Linked DNA regions of Homo sapiens: region 2 is linked to region 1. Evidence: read pairs that join two places in POLR2A ChIA-PET (ENCODE). Cell type or tissue: Panc1. All regions are shown on one strand. Each heading gives the region's core, and the rest is flanking DNA. Links, peaks and the distances in the headings are about the cores only.

The links. ChIA-PET counts read pairs that join two places held together with the same protein. Peaks named below come from ENCODE experiments on the same cell type or tissue, not always from the same donor. Only the 100,000 strongest peaks of a DNase experiment are listed, where the experiment ranks them.
Region 2: POLR2A ChIA-PET joins it to region 1 with 10 read pairs; 3 of 35 experiments call an interaction of 5 or more read pairs at or near these places.

What each region holds. Positions count from the first base shown.
Region 1 is chr3:147,753,471-147,761,784 of GRCh38, reverse strand. LOC102724145 (a long non-coding RNA gene) reads left to right here and starts at 3,024. Exons shown (of 3, transcript XR_427423.3): 1 at 3,024-3,309; 2 at 3,598-3,669. In Panc1, for the core only: no CTCF peak of the experiment used is centred there; no DNase peak of the experiment used is centred there.
Region 2 is chr3:147,897,190-147,905,503 of GRCh38, reverse strand. No RefSeq gene overlaps it. Among named protein-coding and RNA genes, the nearest start is that of LINC02032, 180 kb to the left of the region's middle. In Panc1, for the core only: no CTCF peak of the experiment used is centred there; no DNase peak of the experiment used is centred there.

The DNA.
Region 1 (8,314 bases), core at 1,766-6,765:
GTTACATTTAAGCAGTCAATTACTAATAAACGATGTTATTATTAATTTTTGTACGACTCACTCAAAGGAGCCATAAAGTCTAGAGAAGCGGTTTCCCAATAGCCCATGGCACAGCCATGTTTTCTAAATTAATCTTTGCTCTTATTCCAAGAAACTAGAGTTTGGGTGGGAGAGAACAATGCTTTAAGTCTGGCTAACTCAAGAGCTTGTAATTTAATAATTATTTAATTTCAGAATTCTAAACCATAGTGCAAAGGATTTTAGCTATCAAATTTCTCTGAGTTTCATGTGCTTTTACTGTATAATGGGGATAATGAACACTTCACAAGATTGTTGGAAAAATTAGATGAGATAATACATGGCAGATTATGGTACAACATATGGCACTCTGTAAATTTATTTTTAAAAATTTTGGCTTGATCTCCCAATTATAAACTAACAAAGTCTTGTGTTTCTTAGTTTCAATAATTCATATTCAGATTTCCCCTGTGGTAATGGAAAATTCCTGGCAGTGAACTTCTCAAGTGGTTAAAGTCTAAAGTCACTTGACCTTTAGCCTCTGGCTTTAAAAATCCCTCAAGAGATACGTTAAATGGCCCAGAAATACATTGCCTGTCATGTCTTATTGCTTAATTAATGGCCAGCTAAGATGGCCTGTATGGACTGCCCTGAAGTAATTGTGAACTGATCTTCTACTCAAGGAAATGAATTGACTAAACAACAGCAGCACTGTCACAGAGCATTTACCGTATTTAAATTTCCACAGCCCTTAGAAGAGACAGAACATACAAGGGCTGGTTAACTGAGCATACAAACACCAGCTAAGCAGATACAAACTGTTGCTCACTGTACCAGACAGGGAATTGTATGGTTCTGGTTTCTGAAAACTGTGTTGAGAATCAAACAAAAAGCTACCAAGTAAGCATTTTCATTTTAGTCCTATTTGTAATAAAATTGGAAGTTACTGAATTCTTTTAATAATAATAATAAAATTGTGGTTTGAAATTGCTCCATTTGAAGATTAATGGCACTCTGGAGAATGGGAAGCAAACTTGGAGTGAAAGTTCACTGATTTAAAATGAACGGTAGAAAGTATATTCCAAAATAAAGGAAAAACTCATTATATTTTAAATTATTTTTCTTTCAAGATAGAGAGTAATATGAATGACTTATTAATAAAATACTGCCAAATATAATTCTGAGTCTTTTGTGACCAATATGACGTGCTTATAATTAAATATGAATGTTGATCTTCTCAGTGCTTATCATTCCCAGAAAAAAAAAACTTTAACAGAATTTTTTTTCTTATATGGTAAACCTCTTTGCTCTACTCCTTTACTGCTTTTATTTGCACTACTCTTTGGCCTTTCCCCACATCCCAAACAACCCCAACCAACTCCCACCCCAATTCATTGTTTCACTTCAGCAGGATGAATGTGCAGTGTCACAAGGGTCTGAAGAATGAAAACAAGTAAAGGATAAACCATTTACACAGCTGTGGACAAGAGAAAGAAGATACTGTTCTTGCTGTTGATGGTTCTATAATCCTTCAGCTAGTTCTGCTAGTTCTTCCAACCCTGACAGTTCAGTAAGTAAATATGAAATTCTGGTCTTCGGAGTGTCCAAGAATGAATTTAAGGATGGTAGTTCAGACTTCACTCCCTTTCAGGTGTATGAAGTGGTGAGGGGAGAGTATGAAGGCAGGGAGACCAGTAAGGAGGCTTTGATGGATAACAGAGTGTTAGGTGGTTTGGACCTTAGTGAGGGTTGCTGGTCCAATGAACAGGAAAATGTCGTGCTGAGAGACGCTCTGTGGCAAGGATTTGCAGAGCTGGTTGATGGATTATATAAAGCTCCTAAGCAAGGGCAGTATAGTTTTCTCCTGTCTACAGCTGTGTGCATGTCCTATCTTCACTCCACTTTCTTCCTCAGTATGTTAGAATATCATGTATTTATTAATCAAAATGAAAAGACAAATGGGGAGCAGGGGTAGCCTTTTATATTTTTTTCCATGGTTCAAAGCATTAAAATGATTGAATGATACAGTGTCTTCCCTTCTGTATTTTAGTAACAGAAAATAGGTCAAGTTTGGGCACATTTTCAGCAATAAAAAAGGTAGAGTCCCTAATCTACTTATCTCTGAATAAATCAAATCACTAGTATTTACAGATTCATTACAATAATCTCAAAAGTAACATTTTCTATATGGCCACAAAGCTATGCAATTTGTAACATAAAAAATCCAAGCCCCTTAAAGAGGAAAATAGTATCCAAATGAATCCCTCCATCTAAAGGCAGCCAACTTCTAATCTGGGCTCTGGGGAAGGAAGGGTGGAAAAAAGGAGACAGAAATAATTGGCAAGTAAAAATGTAAGAAAAGATCAATAAAGAAGAGAAAGGTAGAAGACAGGACAAGGGTAAACAAGCAAATATAGTTTATAGTTATTCAGATATAGGAAAATTGAGTCAAAGCTGTCAGGACTATGAAGAGGTTCCATGCTGCAGCTTATAAATCAAAATGCTATGCTTTAAAATAAGATGATTTTTTGAAATTATTAAACTAATTCTTAACTTCATCTTTATAAAATGACATTTTCCCCATTTTTTCATGTTGATATCTCCCATTTTGAAAACACCAAATGTATACATGAGAATAAATGGACCTGACATAATGTGACCTAGAATATTACAGCATTGGAGCAGTTATTCGGAGGCAACTGCATAATACGTTTATTTTGGATACCACACATCACTAGGGTGAGTATTTGTTTTATAGTCTTGGCTTCTCAGCCTGACTCTTATCCAAGTTGCCAAGTGTAACATCATCCAATTTGTAACTCAATGTTTCATCAACAGTGTTCATGTTTTGTAGACATACAGAAAATAGAAACCCTTGAAACTAAAAAGTGTCAGGATTAATAGGGCTGACATGAGATTCAGCACTAAATAAATGGCCAAGTTCCCATGAAAACAACCACTGTGTCCTGTGTTAATTCTGTTTTTAGTTAACTTTGTCTTCCTGCCTAAAAACATGTAGGTTTTGTATCATTCTTAAGTTGCTGTAACATTGAGATGTGAAATTTGGAGGATTCGAAATAAATGCAGCTAAATGGAACTTTTGGATGAAGAATCCCTGGTTTGTTCAGATCTGTTAAAGTAATAGGGGAAAGCACAAAAGGATCAAGAAAAGGAAGGCCCCAATCTTTGTTCGATGACTGATAAAACAGCATTACTTGGGTGAAAATTGGCCTGACCTTCACCTACAGGATGCTTCCGCTGCCTCAGTGATTCTTGCTTCGCTCTGATTAGGTAAAGATTGCCCCTTTCCCTGCAAGGAAAAGTCAAAGAACAAAAAGAGGAAAAAAAATCTTGACTTAACTATAAAAGGTTTATTTTTTTAATCACAGTTGGGCTCATCCAAGCCAGTTTCTAATCTTATTTTTCAGGCTTAAAAAAAAAAATGCCCTGCCTTTTAAAAGAAATTCTTTGGATCATTTTCTTTACAACCTCTAGTCTAGATCTCAACTCACATTTCTTGGATGTATTTTTTTTTTAAATCTTCCTCACTTGAAATGATAGCTTTTTTATTTCTTTTAGACTCTCCTCTAAAGCTCTGCTGGGAGAGGACGGCCGGAGAAAGACACAAGTCTCCCTCAGCTGGCTGGAACAGTAAGTAGAATGCAGTTGGCAGAGTCCTGCCAATGTTCCAAGGAAACTTGAAGCAGTTTCCCACCCCCATCCCCACCCCTCAGCAGTTGCCCATGGAAGACAGAGCTCCATGGAACCATGGTATTAAGTTTCAGACTCTGCCTGTTCATATAGACCAGAGCTTTTCTGTGACATTACTGTCAAGCAGCCCCCTGTGTGACTAATATTTTTAACAGCGTGATATTTAAAATTTGACAAGGATATAATAATTCATTCTTCAGATAGTCAACATACTACGAGAGTAAGTCATGTCTTCAAAGTATCTTTCAAAGGGGCTATTAAAAGTAGGTTAAATTTTTTCCCCCTACAGCATGCAATTTCATTTTGGCTCCACAACTTCAACCACATAAAATTAAATTTTGACTTGAGAGTGACCTGCTGAAAATTAGATGGAAAAATAAGGGGATAGATTTAAGATACTGATTCAAAGAAAACTAGCATGTCTGTCTGCAACTTAACATGCAGCACACTAAGCTCTCTGAGAATCTTATGTTTCTGGTAGCTAGTATTTTCCTCTTAGGATTCAGATTGTATTTTTAATGAAAATGTTGTAGAACTTAATGGACTGTAATCTCTTGTTGTGATATATAGATGTAAGGCAACACAGGAAAGAATTATCCATGTACATTTTTTGTCACAATTCTCCTCTCCTTGTGACCTTATGATACAGCCATCCAGAGCAACTAGACATTCTCTAAAATGAACTATGTTCTTTAAAACTCCTATGAAAAATGAAGCCAATAAACTTCTGTGATTTTTAAAGTGCTTATCTCAAAAGAACATCTCTCCTTTGACATTCCTTTCCCCAACCATTAACATTTATTCTAAATAGTTATAAAAATGTGATATTGAAGACTAATTTTAGAGGGGTATAAGGCAATAGAAATTAATGTGATTATCCTAATAACAGCAGAATGTGAGCATTTAGAGAAGGCTTAGAGATACTTACTGCAGAGCTGAGTAAGTGATGTATTATGATATATATACATCATATATATATCATATATATATAATCTACTGAGTATTATATATTCTACATATTCTATGATATATTCTACTGAGATCAATGCAAATCACAAAAATGTCGTGTGATATTGCACAAACAGATATTTGGTATCTTTCATTTTGTCCTATTTTAATTACTAAATTTATTTTCCTTTAAAAGCTCCTATATTATATATACACACACATACACATTATACACACACACACACATATATATATATACACATACACACACCAGTCATGATAGGCTAGGTTGTGCCGTGGTAATAAGCAACCCTAAAATCTCAATGATTTAACACAAAAAAAGTTAAATTTTCAATCAGGCAAGTCTACTGCAGTCTCCTCAGTCACTCTTTATAGCAGCTGTACTCCATGTGTTCACGCTGCATTCCAGCTTGCTTTCCTCTTTCAACACACATGCTTCCATGGTCACCTCTGCAGAAGAAGAACAAGAAGAGAGTTCACGTAATTAAAGGCTTCACATAGCCCTTATGCTCAAATTTCATTGGCCCAAACTTGCCACATGGTTAAAACCCAACATCAATGTGGCAGAAAAGTGCAGTTTTCCCATGGACCTCACAGAAGATAAGGTCAAGAGATTGGTAATCAGCAGTAATGCCTATCAATGAATGAAGACAGAATTTTACAATCAAATTAGTTTCATTTATTCTTTCACCTCCAATCATGCTCCTATTTACTAGGGGCCATATCATTATTGTTAAGAGCAAAATATATTAAAAAGCCAACTCTACTGGAGTTCATCCACACATACTGATTGCTATGGTGTGAATGTCCCTGCCAAAGCTCATGTTGAAATTTAATTGCCATTTTAGTGGTACTAAGGGGTGGGCCCTTTAAAAGGTGATTAGGTCATGTGGACTCCACCCTCATACATTAATTAGTGCTATTGTTGCTGGAGTGGGTTCTTAATAAAAAGATTTTGTCCACCATTTTCTTTCTTGCTTGCTCACTCATCATGTGATGTTTTCCACGGTGGGATACTCCTTGCCAGAGGCCTGCAGCATGATCTAAGACTTCCCAGCCACCAGAAAAATGAACCTGTGATTTTTAAACTATTCAGTCTGTGATATTCTGTTATGGCAACAGAAAACGAACAAACACACTAATTTATATTGCTGTTATATAAACAAAGAATATCATTCTTCAAGGTGTCAAATGTTTTTAGAAACCATATATATCTGTTTAATGTAACCTTTCACAAAGCATCCAAAGTATTAGGAAAAAGGAGCCCATGTAACAAGAATACGCTACAAAATTACTCACAAATAAGAATAGCCTAAGTGAAACATGGGCTAAATTGCTTTCAAAACAGGTTAATATTTTTCTTTTCTATTCTTTTATGGTGGAAATATGTACACTATACCTGCCAATTTTAACTGCTTGGCAATTTTCCCAAGAATTTACTCATGCCACGTATTTAATGACAAATGTATCGGCATCATCTAAGATGAGAATTGAGATGCTCAAAACTGCAGTCAGTATCTCCTATTGCTTTATACTCCATCAAAGATGATGCAAGCTGACTTCAAAGGCAGCTCAGTACTTGCATCAACTCTGCAGGGATGTTGAGTAAAATGAGAAATGAAAAAAAAGGAACACCATTATGTTTTGAATTTCAAGACCTAAATCATTATTTCCTAGCTGTGCATGAGGTTACGTAGACAGAAAGTAAAATGACAACTGGTCATGTCATTGGGATGATGATATAGGAGGATCAGGAAGCTTAAGAAGAGGAATATTTTTTAAGTCACATTAAAAAATCTCTCTCCCCTGGTGTTCAGATATTCCTAGGACATTTTTCAGTGATGGAGTGACACTCGGGTACCCCCATAATGCCCAGGTGCCTGCTGGGGATTGACCTGCTTCAGAACTCTCTTCTCAGGAGCAATAATGTGCTACCCCTGAAGATAATTAAATGTGAGATATCCAAATAGTCACTTACATCTGCTGTTGGGCCTCAATTTCCCACTTGGCACTGTATTGACAGTGTGAACTTTAATGGCTTGAAACAAATTCATATGACATTCCTTTTTTTAAAAAAAAATCTCCTTTTAAAGTGCCTAAGTAATTAGTTATAATCAATTTCTAATACAATACTCATATGGAAATATTTGTGTGTGTGTGTGTGTGTGACAGAGAGAGAGTGTGTGTGTGTGTGTTTTTAGTGACAAAATGCAAAAATAATTTATTGTACTAATTCTGGGTACATACTGAAACAAGAAAGAATTCATATTTACTTGAAAAACAAGAATGCCTCTGGATTTAGTTAAGTATCTTAGTATAGTAATATGTGATTTATAACGTTCCTGAAAGTGTTTTTACAGCATTACTTTTGAAAAATAAATGAGGAAATTCTCAGCTAAGGCTGTACTTAAATTATGGTGTGGTGATACAGCATAAAGCACTAGAAATTCACAAAGGCAAAATGAAACTGGCAGGCCTTAACTCATTGTGCTTCTCATCGTATTGGAAAAGAATCATTCTTTGCTATGAGAATTTGGCCACTCTTTTTGAATTAAAATTTCACCTTAGGTGAACTTTAAAAATTCATTATATAATGGCCTTTTATTTACTCTACAATTATGCAAACATACATGAACACATATGTTCATACACCCCATATAATCAGATGTATGGGGTAAACAGACACCACCATATCAATAGGTTATCATTTTAATGAGGCATTACAAGAAATCTTGATACTACTTCTCGGTCTCATGAAACGTTAATGATTACACCACTGTTATATTTCCATTCATCTGGAGCTGTTTCTGCCATTTACTTTAATTCCTCATTAAAGTATTTAGTGTTTTCTTCATTGATATTGCTGAGAAACCCACCCCCTTTTTTTTCACTATAGTTACTGAGCTGTATCTTTTGTTGCTTACATATATTTACTTTTAGGACTATGACATACTCTTCAGATCAGTGGTTTCCAAGGCAGAATATATGCAACTTAGCAACTGTTCAAGTCAATTCTGTTAGTTTGTGCTTCATAAATATATGGTATATTACATATAAAATATATGTTTTTAATTTTTTAAAAATAGATATTTTGGTAATGTATACTTAAATGTTTATAATGGAAAGGATGCACAAATGAAAATACTTACAAATCACTAGCCCAGATATATGCAAAGCTTGATATATTTGTTATACTTTTTTAAATAGCCAAATACAAGATCTAGTTTAATATTATTACAGAATAGGTATATTTAGTTTGTCAGTGGGAAAAATATTGGCATCAAATATTAACACTTTTGTCAGGGGTTCAGCATAACATCACTAAGAAACTAAAACTATTCTAATGGACACGCTTCTCAGATGCCCTATTTTTTTTTAATGCAGTATTTTATTTCTTTTTTTCTCTCCAGTTTTTTTTTTCTAATTTTACTTTAAGTTCTGGGATACAGGTGCTAAACGTACTAGTTTGTTACATTGTTACATAGGTATATATATGCCATAGTGGTTTGCTGCACCTGTCCATCTGTCATCTAGGTTTTAAGCCCCACATGCATTAGGTATTTGTCCTAACACTCTCCCTCCCCTTTCCCCCTACCTCCCCTACAGGCCCTGCTGT
Region 2 (8,314 bases), core at 2,213-7,212, 140 kb before region 1:
TGTGGTTTTTTTAAAAAATATTTTTTTAATTTTTAATGGGCCTAGTAAAAAGGGGTAAGAGACCAAGGAGAGAGGCAGAAAAGGAGTTAGAGGAAGGATTGACATCACCATGCAAACAGTCCCATCACTCAGCCCCTTGATTCCTTTCCTTTCACGGAGGAAATGTAGTTTCTGTTCCTGTACACAATCTATTAGCCTCTAGATGCCTGTTAAACTCTCAGAAGAGGGAAAGCATAAACTCTTACCTAGGAGCCCTCTGACCTCTCCATTTATAGTGAGTGAGCTTTCATGTGGAGTTAAGGTAGCTGTGCACAACAGGAAAAGGCAGGAGGTTTTGTCTGAGCACTTGAGCAGCCAGATCCATGATCAAGCAACATGATTAGGAAGACTATACAGTTGATCATTCCAACTGGAATGTTTTTGTCTGAGACAACTGCTGCATTGAACTGAGCACTGGGTCCTCCTGGCAAACTAAAGACAGCCACAGAGTAGACATTCGTTATTCACTGAATGAAGGAATAAATGAGTAAGACTGTAGCCCATCATATGCTTGTCATCTAAGGGATGACAAAGGTCAAGAAGTCATTCTGGGTTAATTTAGATAGCCATCCAAGGGATAGAAGTTGTGAAGTGGTGGGTTTTATGTTTTATGGTTTTTTTGTTTGTTTGTTTGAGACAAGGTCTCACTCAGTCATCCAGGATGGAGTGCAGTGGAGTGATCTTGGCTCACTGCAACATCTGCCTCCCCAGCTCAAGTGATCCTCCCACCTCAGACTCCTGAGTAGCTGGGACCACAGGCGAGCACCACTATGCCTGGCTAATCTTTTGCCATTTTTGTAGAATGGAGTTTTGGCATGTTGCCCAGCCTGGACTCGAACTCCTGGGCTCAAGCAGTCCACCTGCCTCGGCCTCCCACAGTGCTGGGATTATAGGCTTGAGCCACTGGCTTATCTGAAGTGGTGGGTTTTACCTCTTCATTAGGGCTGGCCTTGAGACTCTGAGGAAAAGGATCTGCAATCACCTAAGCTATCATCCAGCAGCATAGGCTATCTTGGAATGTAGTCATTGGAAATAGTCTCTGGCCAGGCTTGGTGGGTCACGCTGTAGTCCCACCACTTGGGGAGGCCAACGCAGAATGATAGGTTAAAGCCAGGAGTTCAAGACCAGCCTGGGCAACAAAGTGAGACCCTGTCGCTACAAAAAATAAAATAAAATAAATAGGCCAGGTATGGTGGCACCTGCCTGACTAGCTATTCTGGACACTGAGGTGGGTGGATTGCTTGAGGCCAGGAGTTCGGGCTGCAGTGAGCTATGATCATGCCACTATACTGATAGAGTGCAGTGACAGAGTGAGACATTGTCTCTAAAACAATAAATAAATAAATAAAATAGAAATAAAGTAAAACAAAATAATTAAAATTAAAACATTCTCAAAGTTTAAATATTACTTTTATTTTTAAATAAACATTTACTTCAAATTTTTTTTTAATAGAAGAGGGTAAGACTAAAAAAGTGCTATAGAAAAACAGGCTTTGGAATAGGAATCTAAAGCTCCAAGACTAACTCTGTTCTGTCAGTTCACTCTGAAATATTGGAAAGCTACTTGCATTTCTATAACATCTTTTTTTTCTTTTCTTTTTCTTTTTTTTTCTTTTTTGAGACAGAGTCTTGCTGTCGCCCAGCCTGGAATGCAGTGGTGTGATTATAGCTCACTGCAGCCTCGAACTCCTGGCCTCAAGTGATCCTCTCCTTAGCTGCCAGGGTAGCTGGGACTACAGTTGAGAGCCACCATGCCCAGCTATTTAAAAAAAATTTTTTTTGTAGAGATGAAATCTTGCTATGTTACCCAACTTGGTCTCAAACTCCTGGCCTCAAGTGATCCTCCTGCCTTGGCTTCCTAAAATGCTGGGATTACAGGTGTGAGCCACCTGACCTGGTTGCTACAATATCTTATCTGTAAAATTAACAAAAGGAGGCATCTACCAATCTCTGACTTTCTCAGACCTACCTATCTGTCTAACAGGGTTATTTAAAGAAAGAGTGACACATTCTAGTTCAAAAATCTTTTCCCAAAACAAAGCAGTGATGGATATAATATTTTAAAAGAGGGAGGAAAAGAAAATTTTAAAGACATAGTGGGCTTGAATAAAGGCAAACATTTTCTCAGACAAGAAACGGATCATCGTGTTTGACTTAAGCCTCAAACAGGGCTTGCTGGGCTCAGGGTCCAGCAGGAGGAAGCAGTGGTCAGGCAATTGTTCCCTATGGAACAAAAGAAGCAAAAGTGCTCACCTTTCACAGGCGTCTGGAATCAAACTCACTGTGTGTGGCCAAGAACTCAGCACAGCCCTTTTGGTTTTAAAGAAGGCTGAAAATTTCTCCTACCAACTATCACTTATTGTCTAGGGTTTTCGTTTAGGGGAAGCAGTAGGCCTAAAGATGCAGAGGAAACAGGCAGAGCCTCCCATCTGGAGCTGAAGCAAATTGCTTGTTGAATCAGAGGCTGGATCTGCAAACCCTTAATGTCATTGTGCACTCTGAGTGGCCTTTAAAAACCTGGTTCTAGATTGGGGGCCCAGTGGGCTGAGTAGTGTAAAACTTACAAGCGCAAAACTTACAAGCAAGTGTAAAACTTACAAGGGCAGGGAAGGGTAGGCAAAAATGAGAATTAATGGAAAGAAACAAATATAAAATCTTTCCAAATTAAAATTTATCTGTCTGCATGACTAGGTATGAAATATACATAAATAAATTAATTAAATTAATCTGCAACTATAAATTCCAAAGCACACACAAAATATCAAATGCTAAGAAGGACAAATCAAGATAAACTTTTAGAAGAAAAATTTATTTCAGATAAGTTCAGATCCTGTAGAATAGTCTGATAAAAACTTTAAATATGCTACTGATTTCAAAAGAAATGTAAAAATGTATTGCTTTCTTTAAAAAGAAAGACAATTTATAAAACAAAAAAGCTCAGAAAGAATACAAAAAATGAAGATGAGAAAAAATAAGTGTAAAGTCTTGAAAATAAAAAGTATAATCATTAAAATGAAAAATAATATATGGGATCAATGTAAGACTGGATATGCTCAGAAAGAAAATGAGTCAATTGGAATATGGTACCATAAGATATATTTTATATATATAAAATATGTATAATATATTAAATACATACTATATATTATATATAAAATATATATTTTATATATATATATATTTTTTGTTTTGTTTTGTTTTGTTTTTTGAGATGGAGTCAGAGTCTTGCTCTGTCACCCAGGCTGGAGTGCAGTGGCATGATCTTGGCTCACTGCAACCTCCGTCTCCTGGTTTCAAGCGATTCTCCTGCCTCAGCCTCCTGAGTAGCTGGGATTACAGGTGCGTGCCACCACGCCTGGCTAATTTTTGTATTTTTAGTAGACACGGGGTTTCACCATGTTGATCAACTTGGTCTCGAACTCCTGACCTTGTGATCCACCCGCCTCGGCCTCCCAAAGTGCTGGAATTACAGGCGTGAGCCACTGTGCCCAGCCATCATTATATATTAAAGATATGAAGATGTGAAGACCAGTTAAGAAACATCACAGATTAAATTGAAATGCTCTGATATTGATTTAATAAGAGCACCAGAAGAACAGACTGGAAGGAATGGCAGAAAAATCCATATTTGGAGAGGTAATTATTGACAACATTTCAGAATTAAAATTATGCTTCAAATATGAGCAGAATTAAAAAATAATAAATAATTATTATTTGGATTCATTACAGTTGTACCTCAGATCATCAACTATAAACATATCATTTAAAAAACAACCAGGTGAAAAAATATATGTTGCCTACAAAGGAATGACATTTAAACTAACAGCAACAATTTTTTGCCAGAATTACTTGGTATCAATTTATGCCAGAAGTTAGTAAAATTGTGTCTTAAATAATAGAAGAAAAAAATCTGTCAAAATAGAATTTTATTCTCAGCCACATTTTCCTTTAAAAGCAAAGAAAAACTGATGTTTTCAAACTTATAAAAATATATAAAGAAGCTCATCTGAAACTGCCTTTGCAAAGTTATGACAGTAAGAGAAATCTGACATAGTTGACTCCATCTTGTTTCTGACCTCCAATCTGTCCTTACTCTTTCCTGGGTATATGCCAAGCAAACTTTAGGAGGAATTTAGATTATAGTTTAACCTTAAAGCAAAGATGATAATAGCCCTTCCTCAAACTAAATGACCTTTGTAAACCTAATGAAAAGCCACAAGGTTAGGATTACGAGAAGGGCCAGAATTCTGATAACATCGGCATAGTTTCTATAATCCCTTATTCCTCAGGGGTCATGTGGCCAGAGGTTGCAAGATTTGTGACTTTCCTGATTGCTCTTATAGATAACATCACTATGTAAAACCTAAGAAATTTTTTTAAGATATCTTTCAGATTGACCCCAGCTGGACTCATGACCCATGGCTCAACTGATCCTGTGGCCCGCCTAGAGGCTGACTCAGTGCATGAGGGCCATTTCCCATACCCCTATGATTTCATCCCCAACCAATCAGCAGCACCCATTCCCTAGCCCCTGCCCAACAAATTGTTTATGAAAACCTTAACCTCCAAGCCTTCAGGGAGACAGATTTGAGTGATAACTCCAGTTTTCTTGCATGGGCTGGCCTCGTGCCAATTAAACTCTTTCTCTACTACAGTGCTGAGGTCTCAGTGAACTGATTTTGTCTGCAGCAGGTAAGAAGACCCTGTCAAGTGATTACAGGCTGCCACTCAAAGGATTATTAAAAAATGTATTTCTGAAAAAATAAAAGTAAGCACAGATAAAAAGTATTAAACATGAGATTATGGTATATATTATCATTGATAAAATATGCCTCAAGCTTATTAGGTATTAACTTCTAAAACTAACTTTAATGCTTTGTTTGTTTGATTAAAAGAAAGTGAAACTGGAATTATGCACAACAATAATATATGATGGGGAGGTAGGTAAAAGTTGCTTAGTGGGAATTGTTAAGGCACACTAAATGTCTTCTTATGGTTGGAAGAATAGAAAAATATTGAATATAGATCTGTATGTATTTTAAAATCTAAAAGTAAGGAAGTGGGCGGATCACAAAGTCAGGAGATTGAAACCATCCTGGCTAACATGGTGAAACCCCGTCTCTACTAAAAATACAAAACATTAGCTGGGCATGGTGGCAGTTGCCTGTAGTCCCAGCTACTAGGGAGGCTGAGGCAGGAGAATGGCATGAACCCGGGAAGTGGAGCTTGCAGTGAGCCGAGATCCTGCCACTGCACTCCACCCTGGGTGACAGAGCGAGACTCCATCTCAAAAAAAAAAAAAAAAAAAAATCTATAGTTTCCAAATCTATATACAGAAGGAAATATATATTATATATTTATATATGTTGAATACTATATATTATATGTATATGTAAAGTAAATAACAAGATACAGTAACAAAATAAAATGGCAGGAATAACTCCAATTCTGTCAGTAAACAAGCTAAAGTTAAATGGGTAAAAACAACCTATTAAAAAGATTATCAATATGTAAAAAATAATAATAAAATCCACTATGCTGTGCTCATCAGAAATACTAAAGCAAAAATATACAGAAAGGCTGAGAATAAACTGATGGAAAAAGAATTATTAACTAAAAATACTACGGCAATATTATTATAAAATAGAATTTAAGTGAAAGGGCATTAAGAGAAAAATTACATTATAATAAAAAGAAAAAACATAATCACAAATTCGTATGCAGTTAATAACATAGCTTCAAAATATAAAGCAATAACTGACAGAGGTACAAAAAGAAATAGATTAATACATTTATAGTGAATTATTTTTACACATCTTAGCAGAAACTGGGAGATCAAGAAAATTAGCAAGGATAAGGGGGCTGAGAAAAGGGGTTGCCAATATGGGCTGTTGTATTAATGCCTTCAGTGGTCTTCCTGCTTCCTTCTTGACCACCCTGTGGCAATATTACATCATTTTAACTGACCGTTTCTGAATGTGTTATGCTATCCAAGAGTTAAAGTGTTCCTCACTGTTCTACTTTTTCTTTCAAAATATTCTTAGGAATTAGAGTTTCTCTTTCAGCTTTAAAATTTGCCCTTCAATTTTCAAAAATTAAATTTCTTATTATAAACTTTGAGAAATGCATTACATTTATAGAATTAATTTGTAAAGAATTGACATTTTCTACAACATTTAATATTTTTATTCAAAAAAAAAGTGTATCCTCAATTTTTCATCCCCTTTAATGCCCTCTGCAAAGTTGTATAATTGCCTTCATGTCATTATTGTGTTGTTTAGAAAAGCATTAGATGTAAAAATTGCTAGTAGTTAAAAATATGATATGTCAATTTCATCTACTTTGACTAATTATTCTCTAAGTTAAAGTTCATCCAGCTTTTTCAGTTAGATGTGAAATTATCTTATCTCCCTGACCATCAGTCTTTCATTCATCGTCATTAATTCAATAATTCAAGAAATACTGATTTTGGACCAAATTCACACTTGGAGCCCTGAGATGCAAAGAAAAATAAAATGTAGTTTCAATCCCCAAAAGGCTTATAAATCTAAAATAGAGTAAGTAGAAAGAAGAAATAAATAAACTCAAAAAGTAAGAAAATATAAGAAAAATATAATCAAGAAAGAAGGAAGAAGGAAAAAAAAAGAAACCACAGATTGCATGTTGTGGACCCAAAAGTAACTCCTATATTCTTTTCACATCTGCATCAATGCGACATAATTTATAATTCATTAAGAGCTATATAAATAAATTTAAATATAAAAATAATTCTATTAGCAAATGCATACCTAAAAATACTGTGACGAACAAGGAAAGAACAAATTCTGAGCATCATTTTTAAACTAAAGATGTTATCATGTCTTAGATATTTTTTTACGTACTTGAATTGTTTGAGTTTAATATAGTTAATTATTGATTGCTTTGTGGTCAATTCACTGGCTTACCTTTTAATATTTAAATATCTAGCAGGCATCTGATTTATTGAAAGGCTTATAATCCACCCCAAAATGAAACTATTTGTTGACATTTTAAAATGATTTATTGGTAAAATGCTGCCAAGGACTTTTAAAATCAAATCCTGCAAAGAGCAGCTTGAAGTAGGTGAACAAAAATAATTTACATTACTCAAAAAGACATTTTTCATTTAATACCTAGGGTAAACTAATTGAAAATCTAAAATTATGCTGCTTTCCTGTAGAGTACAAAAAGGGATTATAACATGAAAAAAAACCTTTAAATCTGAGTATGCCATACCTTTCTGACTCGCACTTCCACTGTCATCCCTTCCTATCAGGTAATATTTAGGTCTGTGTTAATGGATGAGGGTCCATTGATCTCAGTTGGAAAATATGAGTCACTCTTGCTGATCACTGTGTGCTATTGCCAAAATTGCCTTCCTTGCTAGCAAAGTATGATTCTATTGAAGTCTGTCCCAAATAATCATCTGTATAAAGAATGATATGTGGTTTTAAACTTGAAGCTTATTTTCTAACCAGCTGAACTATTTTATTTAACTTTTACTTAAGAGCAGTGTGCTACATGCTGTGACTTCTTTTTCATGAAAAAAATATATAATTTTTTTTAAATGGAATATAGTGATGGTTTATTTGGTCAGATTCTGGCTGTTCATCACAGGAACAGCAATTTGTGCCCAAGATTCACCACTAGATTCAAAAAATCTATATTAATAAGGTCCTTTTGACATGTTTTAGATGAGAGGTTAAGTCATAATAATAATTCACTCCTTCACTTAATAACACTGAATTGAACAAGTAGGAGATGAGACTATGCCACCCCAAAATATGACCTGTAGTAGACCAGAATATGTTCACCCCAAAATGTGTCTCTTTGGATTAAGAATTATTTTGAACTGGCTATTTTGAGAAACTACAAACATGGGAGAAGCTCTGAAAACAGTAAAAATTACCCTTTTATAAGGGAAATGTACATCTATAAAGGAAATCTCTATTTGTATGGGTGTCTCCCTCTGTGTAGCAGGAAGAGAAGAAACAGTAACTCACTGGAGACTCTCATCAATGGAGAGCACTGACATAATACTGTTGAACAAAACTCACTCTTGTTCACTGCGCTTTTCCTGGGCATCTCCTCTTAACTGACCTCCTTCAGCACCCTTCTTTGTTTGTTTCAGCAAATAATGGTATTTAAGCCTGAACTCAAAGCCACCTCTTGAAGATTTACCTGTTTTTCTTTGGGTAACTCCCATTTATATGTTAGAGCGAGAGAATCCTCTCTCTCCTCTGTTGAGATTTAATAT